Linked DNA regions of Homo sapiens: region 1 is linked to region 2. A link is a loop called in an ENCODE intact Hi-C map of the cell type or tissue named here. Cell type or tissue: heart right ventricle. All regions are shown on one strand. Each heading gives the region's core, and the rest is flanking DNA. Links, peaks and the distances in the headings are about the cores only. Region 1 has its middle 66 kb from the start of LINC03074. Region 2 overlaps FBXW7 (F-box and WD repeat domain containing 7).

What was found. Hi-C counts contacts between places; a loop is a spot of excess contacts. Peaks named below come from ENCODE experiments on the same cell type or tissue, not always from the same donor. Only the 100,000 strongest peaks of a DNase experiment are listed, where the experiment ranks them.
Region 1: a loop joins it to region 2, with 2.7 times the contacts of the local background. A loop is called at or near these places in 5 of 110 quality-filtered maps.

What each region holds. Positions count from the first base shown.
Region 1 is chr4:152,020,671-152,023,485 of GRCh38, forward strand. No RefSeq gene overlaps it. Among named protein-coding and RNA genes, the nearest start is that of LINC03074, 66 kb to the left of the region's middle. In heart right ventricle, for the core only: no CTCF peak of the experiment used is centred there; DNase peaks (open chromatin) are centred at 1,387 and 1,681; H3K27ac peaks cover 1,758 bases.
Region 2 is chr4:152,368,745-152,371,559 of GRCh38, forward strand. All of the region lies in intron 4 of FBXW7 (F-box and WD repeat domain containing 7), which reads right to left. Among named protein-coding and RNA genes, the nearest start is that of FBXW7-AS1, 32 kb to the left of the region's middle. RefSeq lists an enhancer at 1-621. In heart right ventricle, for the core only: CTCF peaks have their summits at 1,355 and 1,556; no DNase peak of the experiment used is centred there.

The DNA.
Region 1 (2,815 bases), core at 56-2,555, 350 kb before region 2:
GATCTCTAGAAAATTTTACATGCTCTTGGAAATCAGGAAGAACAATTAGAGGCACTGGATTAACTGGAGTGCACCTCCTTAAGTCTTTTGGCTCAAATGTCAACAACCAGAATTCACTTGGAGTAGAGTGAGCTTCAGGGATGCTTAATTTAGCAAGGCTGAATTCAGCTTTGGTGGTCTTTCCTTAGTGGCAGGGAAGGGGTGCCCTGCTGAGCTGCAGGGAGCAGTGATATATTAGGAATATCTAGATTTGGGAACCTTTCAAAAGATGCATGTCCTTGTCTTACACCCAAACAAAGCTGATAGAGCCAAAATTCAAAGAAACAGTTCTTCCTAGTCCCTGAAAAAAAGTGAAACATCTATCCATCTATTAAAAATTTGCTAGGTCCCTGCTGTGTGCTGTACTAGGTGCTGGAGTGCCATAAAAGGAATCACACTCGAGGCTGATCACAAGACTTCTTTTCCACTTGGAAGAAGCTCATGGGAGCCAGCACTGATGCAGGTCCAGGCCTGGGGAAAGCATATGCCCCCAAGACCCATCAAGCTTGTCCCTGCCATCTCTCTCCATCATTCTAGCTTCGCCCTAGCTTGTGGGTACCACGGGTACCTATTTCCAGGAACCCAGGGAATTCCTTTTGACCTTGCTGGGAAACTGCAAATCACCCAACAGGAGCTTAGCTGTGCAGCCAACATTTGGAACTACTCAATAGCTTTCTGGAGTCAACAAATAAGGAAATAATTTCTTTAGGATAAAAAAATGTTTTGTTTTAGTAAAGGGTAATGGCACTCCATTGCGAATGGAAACTGTTCTCCCCTTGGTTTAAGTGGAGCCCATTTGTCAGCACTGCTTGAGGCCTGCGAAGTGACCATCTAGGTATTTTTCTCAAGTGAAGAATGATCTGAGGACATCTTCGCCACTGGGTCCCTCTTACTCATGTGACTTCCAAGTTTTCTGGTGGTAAAGTTGGAGGCAGAGAGAGCATGCCCCTGAATTGGACAGTAGAGTGTCCTTCAGCTGATAGAAGATCACTTCAGGGCAGGTGGAGCAGCCACAGAAGAAAATGGTAATTACTCAACTGCTCGTGCACCTCATTTTGAATCTATCCTGCTCTTCAGCTCTTTCTGCACATAAAGGAAGAGGCTCCTTGTCATTTGAAAAGATTGCACCAAAGTGGCAGTGTTGACAGAGCCTTCCCTGTCAAAGCCACTTTCTCAATACATTTAATTAGCAAGGGCTTCCAAGGGCCCCCTGCCAGCCCAACACAGGCCTGGATGACACCTGAGTGAGGTTGCCACAGTCCCAGCCAAACCCCTTCAAGCTCCATTTTTAGATGTACTACAACCAGCTAGCTTTCAGCAAGTTCCCCTCCCGCCCCTTTGCCCAATGCTGGTCAGCTGGGCAGCTTGACTGTGAAGCCTTTCTTTCCAGGCCATGGGGAAAGAACCAAAGGAAGCTGCTTTCTCTCATGCATACAGTATTTTTGAACAAAGAGGCCTGTATGCATTGCAACAACAGCGTCTCTAGATCCTGAGCGTGGGCCCCGCTTGGCAGAGGGTCAGCAGCATGGTGGAGGGCATGCATTGGAATACAGATTGCCACCAAGCCTTTGGGGCCATGCCCATCATGTGGCTGGGCCTGGCTCTGGCAGCCCGACATTCAGCTGCCAACAGCTTGCAGGCCTGTTTGCTGCATGGCCAGCATCCTGTTTGGTGATTTGATGAGAGTCCCAGGCTCTCTTTGCATATCAGAACACTGGTCTCCGTGCACCTCGCGTGGGATGACTGTATCTGGACAACTGAGATGTTCCTTGCCATTGATTAAATGCTTAGCAAGCTCAGAAAATACAGCTGGAAACTCCTTGGAGCCCTCCGCCTACTGCTCTTCATCCACAGCCTCTCCCTGCAAAGCGGGGCTTTATTATTCTTGGAGAGAGGCAGCTATCTGTTACAGGGTACTGTCTTGCAATAGGGCTGAAATACTTCAGATTTGGATAAAGATAAGAAATATTGAATGGCCCCTCCCTTTATTTTCTAAACAGTTACCACCCCTACAATCATAACTAGTGATGTCACTGTGGGACCAGTGTAGCTGAAATGCATACTTGCCCTTTTAACTCAGCTTTAATGCTTTTGTACAAGCTATTTGCAAAGTTACATACTCTTTAGTGTGAAAATTGGCTGTTTACTTGTATCTCACACACAGCAAAATCGAAAGCAGGACAAGTGTGTTGCTTTTCTACGACATCCGTGCATCCTTCATGCTCTCTCGGTGCTCATATCCAGTGACCTCTCCCTCTTCTCCCCATTCATCAGGCTCTGCCTGCCCTCTCTCTCTTTATTCTGGACTCAGTGGCTCATCCAGTCTCACCAGACACTCACAAAGCAAAATTCCAACCTGTCAACCTTTGTCTTGCTCCGTCTCTGAGACTGAGTACTCCCGGGGAAATGGACTCTACTGCATAGGCCAGGCCACTACAAGTTCATGGCCCCTGACCTCTGCTGGGCTTCAGGGCTGCCCATCTCCCCAGCTGTCCTGGAAGAGCTTCCTCTCCTCTGCCCCTAGGTGACCATTCCAAGCATTCTAGCACTCTCCCCAAAGCTCCTACTCAACCTTCTGTCTCATACTTAGCACATAAACCTGTCTCCAACATCAAGGCCATCAGGCCCAATGTCCCTCAACTTTCTACCTCCTTCCTACAAACACCTCTGCACCTACCCCATCCTCACCTTCAGTCTCTGAGGTGTGTTCCTCTTTCTTTCGTGTCCTTTGCTCTATCCTTTGATGTCTACTCCAGACTTTGATAGTCATTTTTTA
Region 2 (2,815 bases), core at 215-2,714:
AATAACATGTATTTTTAATTCTTATATAGCGATTTTAAAAATTCCAATTTAATGACATTTGAAACCAACACATTTATTCTGAACATCTGAGAATCTCCAAACAAACTACCAAGATGTCACATATGCTTTTCTTCATGTAGGGAGACATAATGGGGTTAATTTTTACATATATGATAGTCGCACTGAATGAATCTACATAATGTAAGTAGAACCAAATCACATTAACTTTTTATGCATGGTATCTTTCCACTCAGAGAAGATTAAAAGTCACTCAGGAAACTGTTTAAGAAAAATTATTCAAAATTTATGCTGTGCATCTTCTTTTACCACTTGAAGAAACTAAAAATGAAAAAAATACTCAAAATCTCTATCATAAGTACTATTACATCAGGAGAATTAATTATAAATTTTACCAACACATCTAAAAATGTCTTATGAGGGCTTCATAATAGTTACAGAACTCTTGTACATAACCATGCTTTCCATGGGTTATTTCATTTTATCCTTACAACAACCCTCTGTAAAAGGTACTACTATTAGCTCTTCACAGATAAGGCTTAGTAAGTGGTACAGCAAAGAACTTAAACCCAGGTCCAACTGACCCTATAATCCGCGCTCTTAGGCACTCTGCTTTTCTGATATGAACTCCACGAGGGTGATGGCTGGGATGTTTTGTTCACTGTTGTACTCTAAATGCCTAAAGCAGTCCGTGGCTCATAGGAGGTGTTGAATAAAGTGAATACATAGATGGAAGAGATAACTGCTCAGTTGTCTTCTTTTAAATATTAAGTCGGGGGAAAAGTTACTATATTTTGTAATAAAGTTTGTAATAACCTTAACCATTTTGACACGAAAAAAAGATGTACCAATTAAAGAATCTTAAAAATAAGACTGTTCGGTAATCTCAGTTTTGTTCACTTGTCATATTGAAAAATTAAGACTGTAAAAATTATCATAAACATTCATTTTGAAAGGATGACACAGAGTAAGGGCAAAACTGCACTGATCTTGGTATTTTCCGGTTTTTATGAATCCATTTATTCTCATTTTTATTGTCAGACAATAAAAATGCATTTTTCCTTTTAACTAAACATATTCCTTGACTTCAAATATAAATCAGGGCCAAGAGCTTTCATAATATAAGAGATTTTGTATAACACATGTAAGAACATGAACTGAAAGAATAGTTCCAACTTAATGAAGCAGTACCAACCATCCTTTAAAAAAGCAAGATATAGTTATGTTATCTTAGAGAAGAACAAACTTCTAACAGTAACACAGATTTTTAAAACTCACAAATTCAGACAAGATTTACAAAAACAGTACTATACTGCCCCTACATGTTCATATTAGTAGCAACAGTGACATTTTAAAATCTAAAGTGATAACGCAGAGATTTCTATGGATTATTGAAAAGCTGTTTAAGCTGAAATTGTTCCCAAGTGAACTATATGAAATCACCCACACATAAAAATGTAATTAAATAGCTCATAAGTTTCAATTTTCATGTTCAAGACTAGCAAAGGAGAAGAAATTTAAGAAAATCCCATTCAACATTACCATAAATTTTCTCAAATCCTCAAAACAGATTTTCCCATCATTATATGAGGATACCACAAAATAATCATAAACAAATGGCTAATTAGCCATGTGCTTTTGGGATAAATATTTAACCTTTTCTGTCTCTTTTATGTATGGGGTGGGGAGTGCTACCTTTACTTGAGGAAGAAAGTTCAAATTAAAAGTCTTGATTTAGTTGTGAGTAAATTCCTAATGAATGCAAACATGGAATTCCACTATAAAATTAATGTTTCAAGTTAATTATATCAAAATATTACATGTATAGTGGATCACTGCAATGTTTTTAGCATTATCTACACTTGGAGGTGCTACTTTCAATGGCCACTTTCAACTATTCTCTCTCTCAAAGAAAAACAAATATGCAAATAATGCCAATGTAGTAAGATGTACGTTTGAGAAATGATGGCTCTCCTAAGAAGAAAAGCCTGCTATTTTATGGTTCGATAGCTCTGAAAAATATTCAGTATAGAAAAACAGAATTACAAAAACAGTATTAATATTTGAGAAAGACTCACTGCTTCCCCCATTCCTAAATTGCAATGAAGTTTATAAATATATAAACACAAGACACTATCAAAGTCACAAAAGAAAACTTTATTAATCTAAGATATTGACTTAAAAAAACCCTACTTTAATAATTTTACCCTTCATATTTTAGGAGTAAAACACTATATATACAAATAAAGAGACGTGCTGCATCAGCAGGTACTTGTGAAAGGAAATAACTGAATTGAAACTGCTAACATTTAGAATGTCATCAACTTTACCAAAAATGCTGGGCCTTTCCACTATTATTTCTATAGTAAAATTAATATCATCTTTAAAAATCTTAAATTATATCTACTGTTATTTATACCAAAATATAACACAAATATATCTACCATAAATTTTATCTACCATTATATAACTAATTTATATGTGAGATACATGCTAGTTTCTGCAACCTTCCATAGTGGCATGGAAAAAGACAAGAAGTCTAATTCTGATCCAGGAATAATTCAGAAAGAAATCACTAAGCTGTGCCTGATAGAATTATTAAAAACACCAAAAGAAAGTTGTTTCACAAAAATATTTAAAAAGGGAGTTAAATGGAATCCTATTTATCATTTCAGAGCATCAAAATAATATTTTGCTTGTAATAGATACTATCTAACAGTATTTGAAAACCGGCAGATTATACATTTCAATAAGGCCACTAACTTAATTCTATCAAATCAGGTAAATTGTATGTACA